2 separate regions of the Homo sapiens genome follow, and region 2 is linked to region 1. A link is an interaction called in ENCODE POLR2A ChIA-PET data of the cell type or tissue named here. Cell type or tissue: PC-9. All regions are shown on one strand. Each heading gives the region's core, and the rest is flanking DNA. Links, peaks and the distances in the headings are about the cores only.

Region 1 (7,855 bases), core at 1,383-6,382:
AGTAGCTGAGACTACAGGCATGCAACACCACACCCAACTAATTTTTGCATTTTTTCTAGAGTTTGGTCTCATTATGTTGACCAGGCTGGTCTTAAACTCTTGGGCTCAAGTGATCCTCCCACCTTGGCCTCCCAAAGTGCTCGTATTACAGGTGTGAGCCACACCACACCTGGCCTCTCTTTTTTGTTTTTTTTAACTGACCTATTTCAAAGCACTTTGCAGACATTTTTAAATGTCACCCCTACACCCTTCATCATGTATCTCCTAAGATTAAGGAGAGCTCTTCCAAAACCACAATACCCATACCGTCTTGCTTTGCTTTTCATTTCTTTTTCGAGATGGGATCTCATTCTGTCACCCAGACTGGAGTGCAGTGGCGCAATCTCAGCTCACTGCAACCTCCGCCTCCCAGGTTCAAACAATTCTCCTGCCTCAGCCTCTCGAGTAGCTGGGATTACAGGCACCTGCCACCATGCCTAGCTAATTTTTGTATTTTTAGTAGAGACAGGGTTTCGCCATGTTGGCCAGGCTGGTCTCCAACTCCTGACTTCAGGTAATCCACGTGCCTAGGCCTCCCAAAGTGCTGGGATTACAGGCGTGAGCCACCACGCCCAACCTGTTTTGTTTTTTAAATTCAAGATCTAATCAAGGATTAAACCTTGCATTTCGTTGTCTTGGGAAGCCAGAACCCAGACTGAATTGAATCCAGGTTAATGAACATTGCTAGCCCATGTGAAAACTTGCACAGGCCAGGCGCCTGGGGAAAGTGCAGTGCACCCTGAATCTCATTTAATCCTCAGAACGTTCTGCTAGGTGCCACTGCCCACATTTTATGGAGAGAGGTGGTGTCCTCCAGGCTGGAGTGCAATGGTGCAATCTCAGCTCACTGCAACTTCTGCCTCCTGGGTTCGAGATTCTCACTCCTCAGCCTCCTGAGCAGCTGGGATTACAGGCATGGGCCACCACGCTCAGCCAATTTTTGTGTTTTTAGTAGAGATGGGATTTCGCCATATTGTCCAGGCTGGTCTCGAATTCCTGACCTCAGGTGATCCGCCCGCCTCAGCATCCCAAAGTGCTGGGATTACAGGCCACCGCGCCTGATCCTAAATAATCATTTTTAAAATCAATCAATCCTTCCTTCCTCCTTCCTCCCTCCCCTGCCTTCCTTCTTTCCTTTCTTTCTTTCTTCCTTCCTTTCTTTCTCTTTCTTTCTTTCTCTTTTCTTTCTTTCTTTCCTCTTTCTTTCTTCTTTCTTTCTCTTTCTTTCTGTCTTTTCCTTCCCTCCCTCCCTCCTTCCCTCCCTCCTCCTTCCCTTCTTTCCTTCCTCTCTCCCTCTTTCTTTCTTTCTTCTTTCTCTGTCTTTTCCTTCCCTCCCTCCCTCCTTCTCTCTCTTTTTCCTTTCTTTCTTTCTTTCTTTCTTTCTTTCTGTCTGTCTCTTTTCCTTCCCTCTCTCCTTCCCTTCTTTCCTTCCTTCCTTTCTTTCTTCCTTCCTTCTTTCCTTCCTCTCTCCCTCTCTCTCTCTTTTTTCTTTCTTTCTTCTTTCTTTTTCTTTCTTTGTCTTTTCCCTGGCGCCTGGTGGCAGGCGCCTGTAATCCCAGCTACTTGGGAGGCTGAAGCAGGCGAACTGCTTGAACCCAGGAGGTGGAGGTTGCAGTGAGCTGAGATCGCACCACTGCACTCCAGCCGGGCGACAAGAGCAAAACTCCATCTCAATAAATAAATACATACATACATACATACATACATACATACATACATACATACATGTATACATACATACTATTGGAATCTAGCATGGAGGTTGCCACCCCCTTTTGCTGGTGTGGGGTGCAGTTCTGAGAGGCAGGGCAGACACCCATTGGGGCCTTTTGCTAAGGACCGAATTGTGTCCCCCTAGAATTTGTGCGTCAAACTCCAAATCCCCAATGTGATGGCGTTGGAGATTGGGGCCTTTCGGAGGTGATTAGGGTTTGATAAGGTCATGAGGGTGGGGCCCTCAAGATTGGATCAGTACCCTTATAAAAAGAGACACCAGGGAACTTCCTTCTACTCTCTCTCACCATGTAAGGACACAGTGAGAAGGCACCTGGATCTTGGACTTCCCAGTCTCCACAAACATAAGAAATAAATTCCTGTTGTTTAAGCACCCAATCTGTGGCATTTTATTTATTTATTTATTTATTTTAGAGCCAAGGTCTTGTTTTGTCACCTGGGCTGGAGTGCAGTGGTACCATCATGGCTCCCTGCAGCCTCAAACGGCTGGGCTCAGGGCATCCTCCTGCTTCAGCATCCCAAGTGGCTGGGACTACAGGTGCATGCCACCACGCTTAGCTATTTTTTTTTTTTTTTTAGAGATGGGGTCTTGCTATGTTGTCCAGGCTGGTCCTGAACTCCTGGGTTCAAGTGATCCTTCTGCCTCAGGCTTCCAAAGTGCTGAGATTACAGGTGTGAGTCATCACACCTGGCAATGGCATTTTATTATGGCAGCCTGAGCTGACTAAGGTAGACAGCAGGGAAAGAAGCTTCCATGCATTCCTCTTTGGGGAATCTGAACTTTCCAAGGCCTGCCTCCCTCCTCTGCAGGACGCTGGAACATGTTCAGTGATAGGTGGGCCTGAGGCTGTGCATCCCATGTCCCCAGAGCCTCTCTGTTGCTAGAAAATGTTCTTTCTTTCCTTGTGATTAAGGAGAAATCTGCCTTCCTGGGCCTCTCCACCCCTGGGGCCTGTCTCTACTACTCTACTATTTGGGTTTCTAGAACCCTCCCATCTCCTTTGGAGACATCCTCTTTCTTTTTTCTTTTCTTTTCTTTTTTTTTTTTTTGAGACAGATTCTTGCTCTGTCACCCAGGCTGGAGGGCAGTGGCACGATCTCAGCTCACTGCAACCTCCGCCTCCCAGGTTCAAGCGATTCTCCTGCCTCAGCCTCCCGAGTAGCTGGGATTGCAGGTGCCGGCCACCACGCCCAGCTAATTTTTTGTATTTTTAGTACAGATGGGGTTTCACCATGTTGGCCAAGCTGGTCTCGAACCTCTGACCTCATGTGATCCTCCCGCCTAGGCCTCCGAAAGTGCTGGGATTACAGGCGTGAGCCACCTCGCCCAGCCTCAGCCTTTCTCCTAATCATCACCTTGCCCTGGGCGGGTCCTAACTGCCGGGAGCCCCCAGCAAGCCTCATCTTAACAAGCCAGAACATAGCCCACATGAGGGGATGGGGGAGTGACTGGAAGTCACTGGGCCATGGTTGCAAAGGTGGCGAATGGCAGAGGAGCTGGGACACACCCACAGGGTGTCTGACCGTGATTTTAACTGCTCTTCCACGCCTCCGTGAATGAATGAATGAATGAACACATGTTCTACTACCAGACTTTGTTTTTCAGAAATATAGCAACCCTTTGGAAAAATCATAGGTCCTGTCACTAACAAGTTGAATTTAGTTATCAAGTCACTTTCTTGGTTAGAGAAGAGGAAAGGGGAGGAGGAGATGGGAAGAGGAGGAGGGAGGAGGGAGGATGAAGAAGCTCTGACGGGACCCAGTAGTGCAAGGCAGAGGGTGTCTCCGGAGGAAGCTTCCCTTCACTGTGGCAATTTCCTGAGGCTTGGTCTTGGCTTCTCGCAGCAAACAGGGTCTTCATCTGCCCAGCATCTGAACCCTAACCGCAGAGGGTTGAGAGACAGAGGAGGGGGCCCCCACAGGGCCTGTGGTTTGAGTGAGGAAAGCAATTGTGTAAAAGTGGAGAGCCTTTCCGCAGCCCAGGGCCAGTCCCTGCCTGAGTCATGCTAGAGAGAGAGGGAGGAGCAGGCAGGATCCTGGAGCTCCCTGGATTTCAAGCTGGCCGTGGCCTCCCGGGTGACGTCACTGCGGTCATTGCCTGATGAGCTCAGGCAGAGGCGCCTGGGGACGGGGTAAGTGGTGAGAGGGAGGGCCACGGCTGTCTTGGGTGAACCCCAGGCTCCAGTTGGAGACTCTGCTGTGGCAAGAGGTCCACCCCACCCCCGGGCGCCATCTGGGGACACTCCGGCATCCCATTCCAATGGCTGTTCTGCCAGGGCCTCACCCTGGCTCTTGGTCTTAGGACTGCTGTGTTTGCCTGCCTAGGTGTGCGGGTCAATCTGTGCAGAGCTGGGGAGCAAGTGATCACTGGGAGCAAAGACAGCTTTCAGCCTGGAGGGAGAAGCATTTCTTCCCGCTAGGATAATGGCCAATTCAGAGGCCCTAGACCATGCTGTCCCCAGAGCCTGGGTGCATTGCTGATGACGAGATCCCAGCCGGGGGTCAGGCCTCCCAGGACTGTCAAGCTGGGCTGCTTGAGTCCCTGGCTCCAGGGGTGGGGGTGGGGCTGAATGGCAAGGGAGAGAGCTGGTCCATTCCAGGCTCCAACCTCAGAACCCTCTGGGAGTAAGATTACCCAGCCCTGTGCTCGGGCTGAGCAATCAACTATAGCGCACACGCTCCTTTACTGTGGTTCCGAGATAGTTAATTGAAATCTGGATACTCTGGGTAAAGTCAGAACATCCAGCTGGGCCCAGCATGGGAGATCAGCTTGATGAGTCTCCCGCACCCTATTCTGGGCATCAGCAGAGTCAGTTCTCTGAAGAGTCTTTTTCATATATATCACATAGATAGAGAGATAGGCAGGTTGGTAGGTAGGTAGATAGGTCAATAGGTAGGTAGGTAGGTAGTTAGACATAGGTATCTATCTATCTATCTATCTATCTATCTATCTATCTATCTATCTATCTATCTATCTATCTTACTGTAGTTTAGCACAGACATTGGTTAAGTCATGTCACTCCTCTGAACCTCAATTTTCTCATCTCTAAAATGGGGATATTAGGCCGGGCGAGGTAGCTCATGCCTGTAATCCCAGCACTTTGGGAGGCCAAGGCAGGTGGATCACCTGAGGTCAGGAGTTCAAAACCAGCCTGGCAAACATGGTGAAACCCTGTCTCTACTAAAAAATACAAAAAAAATTAGCCAGGTGTGGTGGCACGCACCTGAAGTCCCAGCTACTCGGGAGGCTGAGGCAGGAGAATTGCTTGAGACTGGGAGCCAGAGGTTGCAGTGAGCCAAGATCACACCATTGCACTCCAGCCTGGGTGACAGAGCAAGACTCTGCCTCTAAAAAATATAAAATAAAATAAAATAAAATAGAGATAATAATAGACCCACCTCCTAGGATTGCTACATGAGGGCAATGAACTGATCTACATAAAGCACCAAGCATAGTGTCTGGCAGGTAAAGTTGGCCAGTAATGTCATCAACATTGTTATATAATAATAATTATTGTCATTAATTTTATTGCCCAACTGGCGTCCCAGCCTGAGCTGAAGCTCTGTCTCTTGGCCACCCTGTCCAGGAGGTATGAGCCTGTTTTCTTGGGCCAGATCTTCTGCTTGGCTTGAAGCCAAAGTGTGACTTCCCAACCTCTGCATGCAGCCCCCTCCCCAGGGTGCTGGTTGGTCTCTCCTCTCAGCTGCTGCTGCAATGTGCTTCACAGTGACAACACACCCACAGCTCCAGTGGCAGTTGATGCATCCTTGTGGCCAGAATCATGCCTGGCAGGACGCATGTGGCAAAGGGCTTGTCTGGGTCGGTGCTATGCTCTCTGTGCCAGGGAAAATCCAGCTCTTGGAGTGGGTGAGAGCAGGGAGGCCTTCATGGTGGTGGAGTTAGGGGATGGGAGAGACAGGGAAGCAATGAGGGGCTTGCACAGAAAATATCGTTTTACCCTAAGTACCCAGATGACAAATGAGACCCAAAATGACCTTTGGCAGGGGCCGTGGCTTCTGGGGACCCCAGCGTTTGACAGAGCAGGTGGCAGAGCCGCAGGACCCAGCTCTAGTGTGTGGCAGTTTGTTGGTTTCATTGCCGTTGCTGGGCCAGACGTGCACTGAGGACCCCGGGATAAAGGGGTTTACTGTGAGGATGCTGGGGCCCAAGACCTCGTGGGCACAGGACCCAGGTGAAGACCCCAGGGCCCGTGAAGAGCCGAAGTGGATTTCACTGTAGGGGCTTCTTGTCATCCCCAGGGGTACACATTCTTGTGGCCGCTCCTGCTGCTGGCAGCCGAGTCCTTGGCCACGAGCCCAGCCTCCTCTGGGGGGTGGGTCTCAGCCCAGGCCCACATCGGGCTGTTGATTTCATTGGCTGCTGGCTGGCCTCGCCATTGGCTGCTTGCAGCCAGGTGCTCACCCCTGCCCATCAGCTGTGGCCATGGTGGTGCCAGCAGGGAGAGGAGCATGTGACTTGCACGTGAGGAGTAGCCGAAGGCTTCTTCCCTAGGGGACATGTGTCTACCTCGGGGCGATGCGTCTACCTGTGGATGGGGAGGGACCCCTTATTGGGGCCCAGGCAGGTCCGCATTCTGGGCCTTGTCCAGTACACCCTCTGGTTTCCAACCAGCCAACCAGGCTCCTGGGGGACCCACCAACCCTCCCCTTTCTTCTCCGTACTTCTCTCCTCACCTGGTAGACACACATGTCTTCATTTTGGTTCTTACGTTGAGAGACAAACCCATCCTTCCCTCCCTTTCTTCCTTCCTCCCTCCCTCCCTCCCTCCCTCCCTTCCTTCTCTCTCCCCTTCCTTCCTTCCTTTCTTTCTTTCTTTCTTTCTTTCTTTCTTTCTTTCTTTCTTTGTTTCTTTCTTTCTTTCCTTCCTTCCTTCTTTCTTTCTTTCTTTGTTGGTTTCTTTCTTTCTTTGTTTCTTTCCTTCCTTCTTTGTTTGTTTGTTTCTTTGTTTCTTTCTTTCTTTCTTTTTTCTTCCTTTCTTTCTTTCTCTCTGTCTCTCTTTCTCTCTTTCTTTTCTTTCTTTCTTGCACCTAGGTTGGAGTGCAGTGGCATGATCATGGCTCACTGCAGCCTCGACCTCCCAGCCTCAAGTGATCCTCCCTCCTCAGCCTCCTAAGTAGCTAGGACCACAGACATACACCACCATGCCTGGCTATTTTTTTTTTTTTTAACTTTTTGTAGAGACAAGATCTCCCTGTATTGCCCAGGCTGGTCTCAGACTCCTAAGGCTCAAGTGATCCTCCTGCCTCGATCTCCCAAAGTGCTGAGATTACAGGCATGAGCCACTGCACCCAGCCTGAGACAATGCTTTCTCTACCAGTCTCTACCCCATTGCACTAATAGTCAGTGGAAGGCTGCAGACCTTCACACGTGAGTCCCTGGCCCTGGGCCTCAGGCAGGGTTTGCTGGGTGTATGTTTACCCAATAGTTGTGGGAAAGTGGGTGCTGACCTCACCGGGTGCGGAGGACAGGGTGTTAAGCGGCTCCCACAAAACACTCCCTCCTCCTCGGGCTATGTTGGCAGAAGCACATCTAACCCTGGCGACCCAAGGTCATGAGGGGGATGAGTTAACTTCCTTGTGTGTCCTAAGCGGCTGCTGTGTATTTGTTGACTGTCTCAGAGTAAATGTGGTTGGTTTACTCACTTTCTACCCCTTTTAGCTGGTGGGACTGGTTAAAAGCTTGTCCTCTGCATAAAAGCTTTGCCTCTGGGATTAGCCTGGCCTGGTTGAGTCTCAGTTGTTGAAATAACAACAGCAATACCAATAGCAGTGATAGCTTACATGTAACACCAGGTATGATTTCCTACCTGGACTATCTCAGTAATCCTAGGAGGAAGGTCTATTATCATGTCCATTTTAGAGAAGGAAGAAGTGAGGCTCAGTATGGTGCTCAGCTAGGAAGCAGTAGAGCCTGGTGGTAACCAGGCAGGGGCTCAGAGCTTCTCTCCTTCCTGCTCCTTAGCTGATGGGCCATCGTGGGCAGGTTACTTGGCCTCTCCAGGACTCGGATTCCCCTTGTCTGCAAATGGGTCAAGAAAGTTTAATGTGGCTGGGTGCGGTG
Region 2 (7,855 bases), core at 1,809-6,808, 290 kb before region 1:
ATTCCAGGGCAGGAGGAACCATGTTATCGTCATCCCCACATCCTTCCTGATAGTACAATGCCTGGCATCTAGTAGGCACTCAAAACATGCTGGGGGGTGGGGAGGAAGAAAAGGAGCGGCTGAAGCTGTTCCAAGAATACACTCATTTATATAAATCCTCTTATCAATTTGTGTGTACCTGGCTCCTCCCATTGGCAGGATAAAGAATGAAGCTAAGCTATAAGTCAATTATTTAAAAAGGTGAATTTTCACCTAAAAGTGATACAGTAGATGATGGGTTTTCAGGGAACAAAGCCTTATGCAAGAGGAATCCCAGGAATAGGAATTAGCGACATGGAGACAGAGTCTTTTGGATACAAGATAATCCTAAGGTTTGGTGAGACTGAATCACATGGGCAGACGCCTACCCCACCTGCTTGATGCTGTCTCAACATCCTGACTCCAATCTCAACTAAGTCAGTACACTGCAGGGCCAACAGAGCAATGGTGTCAGTGAACACTTCTAAAACTGGGCTTCCACAAACACACTTTATGTTGTGTAACAATTTTTATATTGAGATTTGGCTAAATTGCAACACCTTCCGTAAGTCTGCAATTTGATTCTTGGTGTGAAGGGTAACTTTTTATTTCTAGATTTGGGGTTTCCTGGACATCCCGGGTAGTCTAATGGCAAACACCAAAGGCCTGTGAGGACAGGCTGTGGAGCAGATCTTTGGCAGAAACAGCATAAACTAAATCCCCTCCTCTCCCCCACAGAACTACACCACACTGCACTATCACTAGCAGGATTTTCTTTCCTGCCCACTCTTGCATTCATAGCTTTTTGACAGCCCTAGATTATGGGCTGAGAAGCAGAGGGACACAGTTCCAACTCACCTCCCTGCTCAGGCCTAAGGCTATGGTCCCTGTTTCCCCTCAACATCTGTTAAAAACCCAGGACTCGGCCGGGCGTGGTGGCTCACGCCTGTAATCCCAGCACTTTGGGAGGCCGAGGCAGGAGGATCACTTGGGGTCAGGAGTTCGAGACCAGCCTGGCCAAAATGGGAAACCCTGTCTCTACTAAAAATACAAAAAAATTAGCCGGGCATTGTGGCACATGCCTGTAATCCCAGCTACTTGGGAGGCTGAGGCAGGAGAATCACTTGAACCCGGGAAGCAGAGGTTGCAGTGAGCCGAGATCGTGCCATGGCACTCCAGCCTGGGTGACACAGTGAGACTCTGTCTCAAAAACAACAACAACAAACAAACAAAACAAACAAAAAACCCAGGCCTCTGGGCTTCAAGTTTCTGCAACGTCACAGGGAAGCCCTGGCTTCCCTGTTCTTTCCCCAATGGAGTTTCAGCTCCTTCTTCCCTTTTTTGGGCCCCTGGGAATTTCCCTTATTTTCTTAGGAGCTTGGCTATGTGGTGAAAACATGTTTGCTGGATTTCCACTTCCTGGTGGGCTGGAGTGGCTTGCAGCAAACCAACATTCTCACAGAGAACAATTAGAAAAGCCAGATAAGATAACAGAGGTCATCTCCTGGAATCTACAAGAGTGGGTCAATGGTAAAAGCCAGAAAAGCTAAGGCTCCCAGCCTTTCTTGGAATTCTCTGAGAGAATTAAACCCACGGAAAATGTCTTCAGTATCTATTTTCTCAATTCTCTCAAGGACAGTATATGATGACTACCCTCCTAGAGGCACAGGAGACATTAACTCAACTACATAAATGGATGCCTTAGCACATTAGGGCTTCATTCTCTGGCAGAATCCTCAGTGGAGCAGGACTGCAGAGGGAGAGGATGAGGGAAAATGAACACACAATTTCTGCCACATAAAACAACGTATATGAATCACAGCCATATTCATGTAAAACAAACTGGAATGCAGGGGGAAATCATCTGTGGTGACGGAGGTGAAGACAGTGACCACTCTCAGGAGAAAGGGGCTTTCCTGGGACTTGAGGGAAGGTGAGGCTTAGGGTGCTTCTGGAGGGGCTTGGTAATGGTTCTGCCTCATTTCCTGCGGGCTGCATGAGTGTGTCTACGTTCTGGAAATGCGCTGAGTTGTTTGCTTATAATGAGTAATTTTTAGCCATGTATATTACATTTCAATAAAGTTTTAATTTTAAAAGTATGTCTTTTCTAATTGGTCCAGCATGAAGCTGCTTTGCAGCAGAATGGAAACCTGCTAGGCTTTCATTTATACTTAGGCCACCACAATACAGGTTTTCTTGTTGTTTTGTTTTTTTTTTCCAGAAAATGTTTCGATTGCAACCTGATAGCAGTTCCCCCCCCAACATAAATAGTACATTCCTTTTTTTTAAACCTTTGCATCATCATTTCATTTGATGATACAATGCCATGAAAAACAGGTTTTTGAAGACTATTTTAAACAATAAAAACAGCATCGGCTGGGCACGATGGCTCATGGCAGTAATCCCAGCACTTTGGGAGGCCAAAGCAGGCAGATCACCTGAGGTCAAGAGTTCGAGATCAAGGCCGGGCGCGGTGGCTCACACCTGTAATCCCGGCACTTTGGGAGGCCGAGGCAGGCAGATCACAAGGTCAGGAGATTGAGACCATCCTGGCTAACACGGTGAAACCTCATCTGTACTAAAAACACAAAAAATTAGCTGGGCGAGGTGGCACGCGCCTGTAGTCCCAGCTACTCGGGAGGCTGAGGCAGGAGAATGGCGTGAACCCCAGGGGGCGGAGCCTGCAGTGAGCCGAGATCACGCCACTGCACTCCAGCCTGGGCGACAGCGAGACTCCATCTCAAAAAAAAAAAAAAATTAAATAAATAAAAAAATAAATAAATAGAAAGAGTTCAAGATCAGCCTGGCCAACATGGTGAAACCCCATATCTACTAAATACAAAAATTAGCCAGGTGTGGTGGTGTGTGCCTGTAATCCCAGCTACTTGGTAGGCTGAGGCAGAAGTGCTTGAACCGAGGAGGCAGAGGCTGCAGGGAGCCGGGTTGTACCACTGCACTCCAGTCTGGGAAACAGAGCAAGACTGTCTCAAAAATAATAATAATAAGGCTGGATTACGCCTGTAATCCCAGCACTTTGGGAGGCCGCGGCGGACGGATCACCTGAGGTCAGGAGTTTGAGACCAGCCTGGCCAACATGGTGAAACCCCGTCTCTACTAAAAGTACAAAAATAAGCCAGGCTTGCTGGCAGGCATCTGTTAATCCCAGCTACTTGGGAGGCTGAGGCAGGAGAATCGCCTGAACCTGGGAGGCAGAGGTTGCAGTAAGCGGAGATTGCACCATTGCACTCCAGCCTGGGGGACAAGAGCAAGACTTTATCGCAAAAAACAAAACAAAACAAAAATAGTAATAATAATAATAATGATAATAACAACAGCATCACAACTCCCAGTTTTCAGAGTCTTCCAAGAACTAGGTTATGTGCCAAGGGCTTTACCTATGATTTCTGACCCTCGCTCAGCTCAGTGTGGTTAAGAGAAGCAGCCCCACGGTAGCGATGAAGACACCAGTTCAGAGGAGAAATGACTACCTGAGGCCAAGCAGACTATAGCTAATAAAGCTGGGGCTTCAAACTAGATCTGATATGAGAGCCATTTTCACATTATCATTTCCTAACAAGGGAAAGTAATCATGATACAACATTAAATGTAAAAAGCTATATTCAGTAACATTTGATAGAAAAAAAAAGGGTGAGGGGCCAGGCGAGGTGGCTCTCGCCTATAATCCCAACATTTTGGGAGACTGAGGCAGGCAGACTGCTTGAGCCCAGGAGTTTGAAACCACCCTAGGCAACAGAGAAACCCCATCTCTAGCAAAAAAAAAAAAAAAAATTAGCCAGTTGTGGTGGCATCCTAGCTATTCAGGAGGCTGAAGTGGGACGATTGCTTTAGCCCAGGATGTCGAGGCTGCAGTGGGCTGGGACTGCATCACTGCACTCCAGCCTGCGCCACAGAGTGTGACTCTGTCTCAAAAAAAAAAAAAAAAAAGAAAAAAAAAAAGTTAGGACTGGGCCTGGTGACTCTCATCTATAATCCCAACACTTTGGGAGGCTGAGGTGGGAGGGTCACTTGAGGACAGGAGTTCAAGACCAGCCTGGGCAACACAGAAAGACCCCCACCTCTACAAAACATTTTAAAATTTGGCCAGGCGTGGTGGCATGCAACTGTAGCCACAGCTACTGGGGATGCTGAGATGGAGGATCCCCTGAGCCCAGATGTTTGAGGCTACTGTGAGCTATGATTACACCACTGCACTCCAGCCTGGGAGACAAAGCAAGGCTATCTCCAAAAAAAAGAAAAAAAGAAAAAAAAATTGTTACCCACAATCCCACTGGCACTGACTTTTTTATACTTTCGTGAATTTCTTTCAAGTCTTTCATAAATAAGGGCAAATATATATCCTTTCAACTTTTTCTTTTTGGCTAGGCGCGGTGGCTCACGCCTGTAATCCCAGCACTTTGGGGGGTCAAGGCAGGTGGTTCACCTGAGGTCTGGAGTTTGAGGCCCTCCTGGCCAACATGGCGAAACCTCATCTCTACAAAAAATACAAAAAGTAGCCAAGCATGGTGACACATGCCTGTAATCCCAGCTACGTGGGAGGCTGAGGCAGGAGAATAACTTGAACCTGGGAGGCGGAGCTTATAGTGAGCCGAGATCACGCCACCGCACTCTAGCTTGGGCGAAAGAGCGAGACTCTGTCTCAAAATAAATAATAAATAAATAGCCAGGAGTAATAGCAGGTGCCTGTGATGCTAGCTACTCAGGAGGCTAATGCAGAAGGATCACTTGAGCCCCGTATTTTAAGGCCGGCCTGGGCAACATGGTGAAAACCCATCTCTACCAAAAAAAAAAAAAAAAAATTAGCCGGGTGTGGTGGTGCAAGCCTATGGTCCCAGCTACTCAAGAGGCTGAGGTGGGAGGACAGTTTGGGCCCACGAGGCCAAATGAGCCAAGATCATGCCACTGCACTCCAGCCTGGGCAACAGAGCAAGACCCTGTCTCAAAAAAATTTAAAAAAAAAAAAAAAAAAAAAAAAAAAGAGGCCAGGCACGGTGGCTTATGCCTGTAATCTCAGCACGATGGGAGGCCAAGGTGGGCAGATACCCTTAGGTCAGTTTGAGACCAGCCTGGCCAACATGATGAAACCCCATCTCTACTAAAAATACAAAAATTTGCCGGGTGTGGTGGTGCATGCCTGTAGTCCCAGCTACTAGAGAAGCTGAGGCAAGAGAATCGCTTGAACCCGGGAGGCAGAGTTTTCAGTGAGCTGAGATCGTGCCACTGCACTCCAGCATGGGTGACAGAGTGAGACTCTGTCTCAAAAAATAAATAAAATAAAAAGAAAGAAAGTACTGTTGCCAATAATATCTGTAGGACCTTCACCTAACCTGTTCCCCACCTCCATTTTAAGCTATCGTGTCATGTCAAATAAGATATGTATGGAAGTGACTTCGTAAACTATACCTCACTATAAAAGTCATAGAGGCATAGATATCTTGAGACTGAAGAAAGTACAAGCGAGGAGGATGTGACAAAGCAGCATGAGGATAACAATACCAGATACAAGCAATGGAGATACAGCTACCTTCTCCACTTCCACCCTATCATTTCCATTAGCACTGACACAGGCAATGGAGGTTCAGCTACATTCTCAAACTCCAGCCTATCATTTCCATTAGCACTGACACCGTGGTAAAGGGTGCCTGTTTCACCAAGGATTTCAGAGACTGCAAGCACTTGACCTTGTCTCCAGTACTACACTAAGAGCTTCATACATCACCTCAAGTTCTTACAACTCTATGAGGCAAGTAGCCTCAAACATGTCCATTTGGTAGATGAGGAAACAGAGGCTCAGAGTTAAAACTTGCATAAAATCATTAGGCTAGTAGATGGCAGGGCCAGTAACCTAACTCAGAATTAAGTCCCAAATCTATTTTTTTAACTACCACATACTTTTTACAACCAAATAAAAAGTATATCCTAGGGCAGGGCACGCTGGCTCACACCTGTAATCCCAGCACTTTGGGAGGCCGAGGCAGGCAGATCACTTGAGCTGAGGAGTTTGAGACCAGCCTGGGCAACATGGTGAAACCCCATCTCTGCCAAAAATACAAAAAATTAGCTGGGTGTGGCAGTGTGCACCTGTGGTCCCAGCTACTCAGAAGGCTGAGGATCACTTGAACCCATCCAGGAGGCGGAGGCTGCAGTGAGCCAAGATTGCGCCACAGCACTCCAGCCTGGGTGACAAAGCAAAACCTCGTCTCAAAAAAAATAAAAAAGAGGACATACTGTTTTGATGTATTTGCTCTTTTCTTCCTCACTTTAAAAACGGTTGTTTTATACTGACAGTTCTGCTATTTTAACTAAATGTCAGAACTTCTGCACCGACTTCATATTAAACTGCTTTCAGTCATAAAAAAAATAGAGTAATGATACCTCAATTTAGTTTTTCTTATAAACTGAATTTTAGAAAATAAGAAATACAGTAACACTTAACTGAGCTAGCTTCACCTCACCAACTGGGGGTCTACAGACTTATATTAACCCACATGTTATACATGGCTAACACAGTGTTTTGTTTTACTTTTGTTTTTAAATTTGAATCAGTTGCCAATGAATTCCGCGTAAAAACATGAATTTCCAGCTTCTCTTATTTAAAAAAAGAGAAGAAAAAAAAAGCCACAAGATCCAGAGCTTGTAGGCCACGTTCCAGTACAATAAGAACCCATTCTCTGGAGCAACGAGCAGGGGCCACTGTGGCAGGAGCCTGTGCTCTTCTGCTACCCCTTCCCCTGCGGTCTCACTGAGCCAGCCGACTTACAAAACCAAGCTGGCTTCTAACCGCATCTTGAATTTGTGACCACTGATCAAAACAAAAATCAGATCCAAAAGGTAAGCAAAAAGTACCTTCAGGCACCACAAGCAATTTCTCTACTAATACAGAAAAAAAAAAAAAAGAAAACAAGAATAAGACTACCAATCATGGCTGAGCTCGATGGCTCGCACCTGTAATCCCAGCACTTTGGGGGGCTGAGGTGGGAGGATCACTTGAAGTCAGAAGTTTGAGCCTGGCCAATATGGTGAAACCTCATCTCTACTGAAAATACAAAAATTAGCCAGGCGTGGTGGCGCCCGCTTGTAATCCCAGCTGCTTGGGAGGCTGGGGCAGGAGGATCACTTGGACTTGGGAGGCAAAGGTTGCAGTGAGCCAAGATTAGACCACTGCACTCCAGCCTGGATGACAGAGTGAGACTGTCTCAAAAAAAAAAAAGGGGGCGGTGGGGGGGGACTACCAGTCATTAGCTGCCTTCTATTAGTGGTAGGAGAAACTAACCTAAGAAGTTTAATATTATAATTCTTGGCTCATTGCACATACATAGCAATTCACAAATGGAATGGGGTCAAATTCACTCACATAACAAAAATCCACCAGCTAAGCACATGAAGTGAGAGAAGAACTACACAGAAGACTGAGCTGCTGGCAAACGGGCTGTCTTCTCAGACAGTCACTGAGGGCTTTAGGCACTGGAAGCTTACCCAGTGCAGGTAAAATGGAAGGTGCGCTAACCTGGGTTCAAACTCTGACTCCTCCACTTATTTAACCAGAGCTCCATTTTCTTAAGTTATAAAGCAGGGATAATAACATCTATCTCAAGGGGCTGCTACGAGGAGTCGAATAAAAAGCATCAAATATTTAGCACAGTCTCTGACTTATCACAGATGCTTTAATAACAAGCAGCTATTACTATCACTTAATATTTGGATTTTATAGGACACTTCATTTTCCCCAAATAAGCTCAAAACAGTTATCATTATTAGCTCAGTAGTCTCAACCTTTCTGCGTACACAGCACAGTCTCATTATACTAGAACTCTCTCTG

Evidence for each region. ChIA-PET counts read pairs that join two places held together with the same protein. Peaks named below come from ENCODE experiments on the same cell type or tissue, not always from the same donor. Only the 100,000 strongest peaks of a DNase experiment are listed, where the experiment ranks them.
Region 2: POLR2A ChIA-PET joins it to region 1 with 21 read pairs; 6 of 35 experiments call an interaction of 5 or more read pairs at or near these places.

Annotation. Positions count from the first base shown.
Region 1 is chr9:129,773,269-129,781,123 of GRCh38, reverse strand. No RefSeq gene overlaps it. Among named protein-coding and RNA genes, the nearest start is that of PTGES, 24 kb to the right of the region's middle. RefSeq lists enhancers at 3,660-3,954, 3,585-4,100, 5,492-6,058. In PC-9, for the core only: no CTCF peak of the experiment used is centred there; DNase peaks (open chromatin) are centred at 2,453 and 3,793; H3K4me3 peaks cover 373 bases; H3K27ac peaks cover 2,753 bases.
Region 2 is chr9:130,067,144-130,074,998 of GRCh38, reverse strand. All of the region lies in intron 1 of GPR107 (G protein-coupled receptor 107), which reads right to left. Among named protein-coding and RNA genes, the nearest start is that of GPR107, 17 kb to the right of the region's middle. In PC-9, for the core only: no CTCF peak of the experiment used is centred there; no DNase peak of the experiment used is centred there; H3K27ac peaks cover 782 bases.